Linked DNA regions of Homo sapiens: region 2 is linked to region 1. Evidence: chromatin loops called from intact Hi-C (ENCODE). Cell type or tissue: PC-9. All regions are shown on one strand. Each heading gives the region's core, and the rest is flanking DNA. Links, peaks and the distances in the headings are about the cores only.

Region 1 (5,374 bases), core at 301-5,300:
AGGCGCCTGTAATCCCAGCTACTTGGGAGGCTGAGGCAGGAGAATCCCTTGAACCCAGGAGGCGGAGGTTGCAGTGAGCCAAGATCGTGCCACTGCACTCCAGTGTGGGCAACAGAGCAAGACTCTGTCTCAAAACAAAACAAAACAAAACAAAGGCAGAAAGAATGCCAGGCTCTAGTCTCTACTGGCTGAAGAACAGCTCTGCTTCAGACTATCACCAACAGAACAGCCAGGGTGACCCTGTGACAGTGTTGGTCTGATTGTGCCACTCCTAACACCAGAACCTCTGCACAGCTGCCTATTTCACTCAGAAAGTAAGTCAGTCTTGGCCGGGCACGGTGGCTCACACCTGTAATGCCAGCACTTTGGAAGGCCGAGGCAGGCGGATTACCTGAGGTCAGGAGTTCCAGACCAGCCTGATCAACATGGAGAAACCCCGTTTCTACTAAAAATACAAAATGAACTGGGTGTGGTGGCAGGCACCTGTAATCCCAACTACTTGGGAGGCTGAGGCAGGAGAATCGCTTGAACCCAGGAGGCGGAGTTTGCAGTGAGCTGAGATCGCGCCATTGCACTCCAGCCTGGACAACAAGATCGAAACTCCATCTCAAAAAAAAAAAAAAAAGAAAGAAAGTCAGTCTTGACAGTGACCCCCTGCACATTCCCTCCCATGAGCACGCATCTCCCACTGTGCCCCCTCCTCATTCTGTTTCCTCGATGTTTTCTCTCCCAACTCATTTTCCCAGGGCCTGTGTACCTGCTGTTCCCACTTCCTCTGCAAGATACTGGAACTGTCCTCTAATTCCTTCACATCGTTACAAAAATGTCACTTTGAGCAGAGTGTGGTGTTGCACATCTGCAGTCTCAGCTATTCGAGAGGCTGATGTGGAGGATTGCTTGAGCCCAGGAGTTTGAGGCCAGCCTGGGCAACACAGGAAGACCTCATTGCTTAAAAAAAAAAAAAAAGGTCACCTTCACATGAGCCCTTTCAGGCCATCCCTAGTTAATGTTGAAACCCCTATAGTCAAAACCCTCGACCCCATCCCCTGATTTATTTTCCTTCATAGTTCTGATGATTAAATCTGTTGGGTTAGCTGCTTAACCTCAATACTACAGTGCCTGGCACATTGTGGGCACTCTATAGATGTTTGTTGAGTGAACAAATGATCAAATGAAGGCATGAATAATGGTGAGTAAAAGAAAGCAGTTCCACAATTTATGTCATAATGATGCTGTGGAGGTTAGACTAGAGAGAGGATTACAGGAGTAAAAATGGGCCAAAGTCATATATATATTTAGCAGGATAAACTGAACAAAGGGATTCTATCAACAGGTCAGGATAATGTTTATATTAGAAAAACCTAGCCATTTTTCAAAAGTAAATAATATCTCCTAAAGGCATTATAATATGATAAAGGAATAATAGAAGAAGTGCATTTTTTCTGCTAAGAGCCCATATTAAGACAGGCTTAAAATAACATAAAATTGATTGGGGGAAATTGGGTCTTTGGAGCAGAGAGAGATGCAGATAACCATCCATGTCCCTACCTGTCCAGGCCCCAGGAACATGAGTTTCAGGGGAATAAAGCAGCTTCTGCTGAGAGGGACAGGACGGGTATGTATTTATCCAGCCAGCCATGGGCAAAATTGGGAAATCATCATAAAAGCCTTTATGCAGTGCTTTATGGTTTGAAGAGAGCTTCTTTGTATGCAATACATTTTCTTGATCCTCAAAGAAACCCTATGAGGTTGGGAGATAGGAAAAACTGATTTTCAAGAAAAGATGTGACCCAGATTGCCAGCTATCATCATCCAGCAACCTGTGCCTCCAGCCCAGATACCCTGCCTGCAGCCTCTGAGCTTTGCCCAGGACCTCCCCCTTGTCCTCTCCCTTCCTGCAGGAAGGTTGCCCTCCCCTAAGCATCCGGGTTCTGAGTCTTGGCTCCCCTCCCCTGCTAACACAATACACAGTCACTATAGCTGCTATTTCTCACTTCCAGGCACTTCACTCAACCCAGGACTCCAGCTAATACCCCCAACAACTTTCTGTAGCTCACGGGGTACTGTTTTTTGTGTGTTTTTGTTTTGCTTTGTTTTGTTTTGACAGTCTCGCTCTGTCGCCAGGCTGGAGTGCAGTGGCATGATCTTGGTTCACTGCAACCTCCGCCTCCCAGGTTCAAGTTATTCTTCTGCCTCAGCCTCCTGAGTAGATGGGACTACAGGTGTATGCCACCATGCCCACCTAATTTTTGTATTTTTAGTAGAGATGGAGTTTCACAATGTTGGCCAGGATGATCTTGATCTCCTGACCTCGTGATCTGCCCGCCTCGGCCTCCCAAAATGCTGGGATTACAGGCGTGAACAGGTACTGTTATCATCACCATTTGACAGATGAAGACAGAGGTTCAGAGAGGTTACACAACCTGTGCGGAGTCACTCAGCTAGAGATTAGTGGCAGAACTGAGAGACCCTACAGGGACTCCCTCTACCTCTGCAACACCAGACCTCTTCTCTCCCATTGAAACATACCTGTTTCCTTTGTTCCAGTTATAAATATTTACTGAGTACCTTTTATTGTTCTAGTCACCACAGATACAGCAGAGAATAAAATTGACAGGATCCCTGCTTTTATAGAGCTTACAATTTAATGGGGGGGGTGGTGGCGGTGGGAGGGCAAACTAAACAAACATATATACAGAAAGAGGCCGGGCGTTGTGGCTCACTCCTGTAATCCGAACACTTTGGGAGGCAGAGGCAGGCAATCACTTGAGGCCAGGAGTTCGAGACCAGCCTGGCCAATATGGTGAAACCCCGTCTCTGCTAAAAATACAATAATTAGCCAAGCATGGTGGCAGGCACCTGTAATCCCAGCTACTCAGGAGGCTGAGGCAGGAGAATCACTTTAACCCAGGAGGCAGGGGTTGCAGTGAGCTGAGATTGCACCACTGCACTCCAGCCTGGGCAACAGAGCAAGACTCTATCTCAAAAAATATATATACAGAGAGAGAGAGAGAGATCTACATATAGACATAGATATAGGTGATAATATTTATTATTTTTTTTTTTTTAGAGATAGGGGTCTTGCTCTGTTGCCCAGTCTGGAGGGCAGTGGCACGATCATAATTCAGTACAGCCTCCAACTCCTGGGCTCAAAGGATCCTCCCACCTCAGCACCCCCAGTTGCTGAGATTTTAGCTATCGCCTATTTTGGCTCCTGCCACGTAGGTGATGATAAATGCTAAGAAGTAGAGCAGGATAGGAAATAGAGAGTGGTGGCTGGTGGCTGATATTTTAAATGGGGTGGTGTTGGAGGCGGAAAGATTGAGGGTCGTGATCAACTCAGTATATCACTGGAGGCTATATGAGTAAGCAGCAAACTGTTTCTCAAAAATGCAGAATGTTGGCAGACCGACAAACTGTGTCTGCCACCCAGAAGGAATGCTGAGGGCAGTCACGCCCCAAGCGCAGTGTTTCTTGTGACTAGGTACATCTGAAGCCTGTTAGTAATAATATGAACCTGTGATCAATTAAGCAGCTGACCAATCATTACCTCCTCCTCCCTGCTCTTTCTACCCATTAAATACGAAGGGCTGTAGAAGCCCAGGGGCTGCTGCCTTTGCTCACTAGAAGCAGGGTGCTCTCTTCTTCTTCCCCAGGCCGCTTCCTTTAAAACAGTTTGTCTTACGTTTTCATTTCTACATTCGTCCTTTTGTTCAGTCTCTTAATGACGTAATGAGGGTCTCAAGTAGTAACAGTAGTAACCGTCGTGGTGATGGTCTCAAGTAGTAACTGTGGCAGTCTGCCACAGGGTGGTGGAGAGGACCTTTAAGCAGGGAACAACATAAGGTTAGTCATTCAACTACCTGCGGAAAGGCAGTCCAGGCTGAAGTCTCTAAGTGCAGAGGCCCTGATGGTGTGCTGGAAATGGTAAGGGACGGCAGCTGCAGGGGGCTTTCAAGCCAAGACAGGATGGGGAGAATGGTGCAATGAGGTCAAAGAGGTAACCAGGGATCTGCACATCTCTGACCTTATAAGCTTGATAAAGACTGTGTGGCAGGGCACGATGGCTCACGCCTGTAACCCCAGCACTTTGGGAGGTTGAGGCGGGTGGATAATTTGAGTTCAGAAGTTCAAGAGTAGCCTGGCCAACATGGTGAAACCTCGTTTCTACTAAAAATACAAAAATTAGCCGGCGGTAGTGGTTCGCACCTGTAATCCCAGCTACTCGGGAGGCTGAGGCAGGAGAATCACTTGAGCCTGGAAGGTGGAGGTTGCAGTGAGCCAAGATTGTGCCACTGTACTCTAGTCTGGGTGACAGAGTGAGACCCTTTCTCAGGAAAAAAAAAACAAAAAAACCTTTTGGGCCTGGCATGGTGGCTCATGCCTATAATCCCAGCACTTTGGGAGTCCAAAGCAGAAGGGTCTTCTGAGAGCAGGAGTTTCAGACCAGCCTGGCAATACAGTGAGACCCCGTCTCTACAAAAAAAAAGTTTCTAATTAGCCAGGCATGGTGATGGCTCACACCTGTGGGCCCAGCTACTTGGGAGGCTGAGGTAGAAGGATTGCTTGATCCCAGGAATTGGAGGCTTCAGTGAACTATGATTATACCACTCCACTCCAGCCTGGGCAACAAAGCAATACTCTGACTCTAAAAGTAAAAGAAAAAAAAGGCCAGGCGCGGTGGCTCACACCTGTAATCAAACACTTTGAGAGGCCAAGGTGGGTGGATCTCTTAAAAAAAGAAAAAAAAAATTTTTTTTTTTTTTCTTACAGAGTCTCACTCTGTCACCCAGGCTGGAGTACAGTGGTATGATCTTGGCTCACTGCAACCTCTGTCTCCAGGGTTCAAATGATTCTCGTGCCTCAGCCTCCTGAGTAGCTGGGACTACACGTGCTCACCACCATGCCCGGCTAATTTTTTTCTATTTTTAGTAGTCACGGGGTTTTACTATGTAACCCAGGCTGGTCTCAAACTCCTGGGCTCAAGTGATCCTCCCACTTTGGCCTCTCAAAGTGCTGGGATTACAGGCATGAGCCACTGCGCCCAGCCTCTAAATTTTTTTTTAAGTTAGCTGGGTGTGATGGCACACACCTGTAGTCCCAGTTAGGCAGCTGAGGCAGGGACATCACTTGAGCTCAAGGGTTTGAGGCTGCAGTAAGCTAGGATCGCACCACTGAACTTAAAAATAAAAAAGTTATATGATCCTAGGAACTTTGTCCACTTGTAATTAGTGAATAAAGTTTTTTTTTTTTTGGTGGGGAAAGCGTATCTTAAGGATAATTGAGTTAAAAATCATAGAATCCATCCATACTAGTTCAAGGAAAAGCGGAGGTCATGGGAAGGTTATAAAGAACTCTCACAAATCAGAAATAG
Region 2 (5,374 bases), core at 89-5,088, 84 kb before region 1:
ACATCTTGCACCTCCCTTAATCCATTTAACCCTGAGTGGACACAGCACATGTTTCAGAGAGCATGGGGTTGGGGGTAAGGTTATAGATTAACACCATCCCAAGGCAGAAGAATTTTTCTTAGTACAGAACAAAATGGAGTCTCCCATGTCTTCTACTTTCTACACAGACACAGCAACAATCTGATTTCTGTATCTTTTCCCCACATTTCCCCCTTTTCTATTTGACAAAACCGCCATCGTCATCATGGCCCATTCTCAATGAGCTGTTGGGTACACCTCCCAGACGGGGCGGCTGCTGGGCAGAGACGATCCTCACTTCCCAGATGGGGCAGCTGCTGGGCGGAGGGGCTCCTCACTTCCCAGACAGGGTGGCTGCCGGGCGGAGGGGCTCCTCACTTCTCAGACCGGGCGGCCGGGCAGAGATGCTCCTCACCTCCCAGACGGGGTCGCGGCCGGGCAGAGGCGCTCCTCACATCCCAGACGGGGCGGCGGGGCAGAGGCGCTCCCCACATCTCAGACGATGGGCGGCCAGGCCGAGATGCTCCTCACTTCCTAGATGGGATGGCGGCCGGGAAGAGGCGCTCCTCACTTCCCAGACTGGGCAGCTGGGCAGAGGGGCTCCTCACATCCCAGACGATGGGCGGCCAGGCAGAGACGCTCCTCACTTCCCAGAGGGGGTGGCGGCCAGGCAGAGGCTGCAATCTCGGCACTTTGGGAGGCCAAGGCAGGCGGCTGGGAGGTGGAGGTTGTAGCGAGCCGAGATCACGCCACTGCACTCCAGCCTGGGCAACATTGAGCACTAAGTGAACGAGACGCCGTCTGCAATCCCAGCATCTCGGGAGGCCAAGGCTGGCAGATCACTCACGGTTAGGAGCTGGAGACCAGCCCGGCCAACACAGCAAAACCCCGTCTCCACCAAAAATATACGAAAACCAGTCAGGCGTGGCGGTGTGCGCCTGCAATCCCAGGCACTCGGCAGGCTGAGGCAGGAGAATCAGGCAGGGAGGTTGCAGTGAGCTGAGATGGCGGCAGTACAGTCCAGCTTCGGCTCAGCATCAGAGGGAGACCGTGGAGAGAGAGGGAGTGGGGAGATGGAGAGGGAGAGGAGGGAGAGGGAGAGGGAGAGGTCTTTCCACCTTTTTTTGTATTTATCAAATTCACTATATTTTCTAATGGGAAAATACTTTTTTTTGTAAGAAAGAGCAGTCCGGGTACAGTGGTTCATGCTTATAATCCTAAAATCCAACATTTTGAGAGGCCAAGAGCCCAGGAGTTTGAGACCACCCTGGGCAACATAGCAAGACCTTGTCTCTAAAGAAAATTAGCTTGGCATGGTGGCACATGCCTGTAATCCTAGCTACTCTACTCAGGAGGCTGAGGTGGGAGGATCACTTGAGCCTAGGAATTCGAGGTTACAGTGGGCTACAATTGTGCTGTAGCAGGACGGGCCACAGACAAAACTCCTCAGACACTGGATTGAAGAAGGAAGAGGTTTTTATTTGGCTGGGAGCGTTGGCAGACTCGCATCTTAAGAGCCGAGCTCCCCGAAGACAGAGTTCCTGGCCCTTTTAAGGGCTTACAACTCTAAGGGGTTCCACATGAAAGGGTCGTGATGGATTGAGAGCACATGTGGTTAGAGGAGAGGGGGGTGGTTAACCTTTTAACCTCAGGCCAGGTCATCAGTGGCACTGGCTGGTCTTGCCACTGACTTCCTTCCTGTTGTTTTTCAACTTTTACTTCCTCCTGTTCTTCAGAGACAGGAGACAGTAAGAGAAATGGCTTCCCTCCTCATTCTCCCCTTTGAGAACCTCACTCACTAGTGGGAGTTCTCACTTCCACCTACATTACCTAGGTCTTCCTGCCAGTCCAATTCCATTGACTCCTAGAGTTACATACTCTCTTGTTTTCCAATGGGGATTAAGTAGTTCTACTGGGTTGTAGCACACTTGAGTCTGGTCACTTCCTGAGCTGCATACCTTGTACTGGGTGGCATTATACACACAAGTCCCTTTTAAACAGAAAGACTGTTTTAACTTTTTGCCCTACCTCAGTCTGAGGAAGGTCAGTTGAAGTCCTTACTGTACAAGTCCAAAATTTAAGAAAAATGAGTTCCACGATGAGCTTCCTCATGCTTCGGCCGTGCATGGACTAGTCAGCTTCTGGGTGTGACTGGAGCAGGGCTTGTCATCATCTTCAAGGTCACTCTGCAAGGGTTGTCCGGGCTTGGTCTTGCCTCCCAGGTTTCAGGCGCTGCAGGTTTTACATGGCTGTGGTGGATCCAGGCTGGGATTCCTTCTACCTTCACAGCGGTGAGAGTGGTCAGGATGACAATCTGGGGTCCTATCCACCATGGGCACAAAGAAGCTACATTCCAGTCTTTAATCCATACTTGATCACCTGGGGAGAAAGGGTAAACTGGGGAGAATAAGCTAACAGGGCATCTCTCATTTACCCAGGCTGAGATTGTTTGTGCAATTTTTCCTAGAGCCTGTAGCTGTCACTGTAACTCAATTTCACCTAACTCTCGGGGAGTGCCTGGAAGTCCCCGCAATATGGGAGGGGGCCTAATATTTTATAAGGGGAATATCCTGTTCTTTTAGAAGGGGTACATCTAATTTTAAATAATACCATAGGGAGAGCCTATATCCATTTTAATCCTGTATCCTGACATACTTTCCCTAAACTATTTTTGATAGTCCGATTCATCCACTCCACCTTTCCGGAATTCTGAGGCTGGTAGGCGGCATGCAGTTTCCATGTGATCCCCAATACCTTTGCTGTCTTCTGTATCAAGTCAGCCACAAATGCCGGCCCGTTATCTGAGCCGATCCGTAAGGGCAGTCCAAATCTAGGAATAAGATCTCGAAGAAGCACACGGGTTACTTCACGAGCTTTCTCAGTTCATGTTGGATAAGCCTCCACCCACCCAGAGTAGGCACACATGAGAACTAGTAAATACTTGTTACCTCCACACTTTGGCATCTCTGTGGAATCTACCTGGAGATCTTCAAAGGGGGCTGCTCCATAAGCCTGTATGCCGGGTGGAATGGCTGGACCTTGCCTCGCATTATGCTGTCAGCAGGTAACACACTGCTGCGTCACTATTTTGGCAGGGGCTGACAAATGTGAGATGTAGAAATACCAGCCTAACAACTTTTCAAGTGACTCCTGGCCTAGATGGGTGGTTTTATGCACAGCCAGTACAACTGCAGCTCCTAACAGCTGTGGCACAGCTACTCTCCCATCTGGTAACCAAATCCATCCTTCCTGCATCACTTGTCCTCCATCTTCCTGGAGAAAGTCCTTTTCTTTAGAATAAGTAGGTGCAAGATCAGGTGCTTGAGGGAGCAGAGGGGCTGTGACTGATGCCCGGAAGGGGGCAGTTGCTGCTTTTCGAGCCTCTGGGTCAGCGAGGGAATTCCCCAAACCCACCAAGGTGGAAGCTCGCTGGTGTCCTCTGCAATGCATAACTGACACCTTGTGGGGTTTCCATACTGCTTCTAATAATTGCAAGATTTCTTGTTGATATTTTATGTCTTTTCCCCCAGAGTTCAATAGGCCCTTTTCTTTATATCATGTTCCATGCACTTGAAGGGTTAAAAAGGCATACGGAGAATCAGTGTAAACGTTTACAGTCTTACCTTCACTGAGTTCTAAGGCCCGAATTAAAGCAATGAGTTCAGCTTTCTGGGCTGAAGTGCCCTAGGGCAATGATCTGGCTTCAACAACAGTGTCCAGGGTTACCACCGCACACCCTGCACCTCTCTCTCCTTGTGGGTTGATGAAGCTGCTCCCGTCCACGTGTAGTTCCCAGTCTACTGATGCCCAAGGCTGGTCCCGGAGGTCAGGTCTGCTAGAGTAAACTGAGTCTAACACTTCTACACAATCATGCTCGACAGTGCTCTCTGATACCGGGAGCAAGGTGGTGGGGTTCAGGATGTTACAAACTTCAGCGGTTATATGGGGATTTTCACAGAGCAAACTTTGGAACTTGGTGAGTCTAGCATTCATTAGCCAATGATGTCCTTTAGTATTCATTAAAGTCACAGCATGGGGGGCCTTTATGTTCAGGTTTTGCCCAAGAGTCAGCTTATTTGCTTCTTCACTAGCAGGGCAGTTGCTGCCAAGGCCCTCAAACATGGGCCATCCTTTAGACCCCACAGTTTGGGTTAAAACTCCAACTGCCATCTTTTCTCTCTCTCTGACACATACAATGTAAAAGGCTTTGTCAGATTGGGTAGCCCCAGGGCTGGGGCTGACGTAAGTTTTTCCTTTAACTCATGAAAGGCTTGCTGTTGTTGGGATCCTCATTCAAAAATTTCCCGGTCCTCCCTCTTTGTGACCTCAAAGGCTTGGCTAATACTGCAAAGTTTGGGATCCACAGTCTACAAAACCCCACAGCTCCTAAGAATTCTGTCAACTGCCTTCTGCTCTTAGGCTCCAGTAGATTGCAAATAACCTGCTTTCTTTCTGACCCCAGGCTGCGCTCCCCCTGTCGGATAGTAAATCCCAAGTAACGTACCTGCTGTCGGGAGATCTGAGCTTTTTTCTTGGACACCTTATACCCACAGTCCTCCAGGTGCCGGAGTAGGGCATCCATTCCCTTGGCGCACCCAACTGCTGTGGGGTGTCCCAGCAAAAGGTCATCAACGTACTGGAGCAATACACAGCCTAGGTGTCTGGTGGGAAATTCCTGGAGGTCTCGAGCCAATGCCTCCCCAAAGATGGTGGGGGAGTCCTTGAACCCTTGGGGAAGCCGGGTCTAAGTGTATTGAGTAGTGATAACTGACTCCAGATCTTCCCACTGAAAGGCAAACAGCTTCTGGCTCTCACGGGCTAATCTGATACTAAAGAAAGCGTCTTTCAGGTCCAAGCAGGTGAACCACCTGTCCTCAGCTGGCAACAACCCCAACAATGTGCACGGGTTAGATACTGTTGGATGTAAAGTCACTGTAGCTTGATTAACCAAGCGCAAATCCTGTACCAGCCTGTAGTCCTTGGTCCCTGGCTTGGGAACAGGCAGGAGGGGAGTGTTCCATGGAGAATGACAAGGAACTATAATTCCAAAAGTTTTTAGGTGCTTGAGATGGACCTGGATACCTTTAAGAGCTTCTCTGGGGACCGGGTACTGTTTTTGCCTAACCAGCTGGGCCCCAGGCTTAACTTCTACAAGTACGTGGGCTTGGTTGACTGCCAACCCTGGAGGGTTGTCTTCTGCCCATACTCTTGGCCACCGCTTAGCCAGAGCTGGTCTTATCTCTTGGCTTGGCTCAGTTAAGAAAAGTCTCCGTTCCTCCTCTCGGGGAACCGTAAGGGTCATAATGACTCCCGTTCTGGGTAATGTTAGCAGCAAAGAGCCATGCTCTGTAAAAGA

What was found. Hi-C counts contacts between places; a loop is a spot of excess contacts. Peaks named below come from ENCODE experiments on the same cell type or tissue, not always from the same donor. Only the 100,000 strongest peaks of a DNase experiment are listed, where the experiment ranks them.
Region 2: it touches region 1 in a loop (2.1-fold over the local background); 1 of 110 quality-filtered maps calls a loop at or near these places.

What each region holds. Positions count from the first base shown.
Region 1 is chr10:34,887,672-34,893,045 of GRCh38, reverse strand. No RefSeq gene overlaps it. Among named protein-coding and RNA genes, the nearest start is that of PARD3-DT, 75 kb to the right of the region's middle. In PC-9, for the core only: no CTCF peak of the experiment used is centred there; a DNase peak (open chromatin) is centred at 3,345; H3K27ac peaks cover 372 bases.
Region 2 is chr10:34,971,681-34,977,054 of GRCh38, reverse strand. It overlaps LINC02635 (long intergenic non-protein coding RNA 2635), which reads right to left and starts at 4,037. Exons shown (of 2, transcript XR_001747419.1): 1 at 2,967-4,037; 2 at 1,477-2,882. In PC-9, for the core only: a CTCF peak has its summit at 2,591; a DNase peak (open chromatin) is centred at 3,084; H3K4me3 peaks cover 676 bases; H3K27ac peaks cover 585 bases.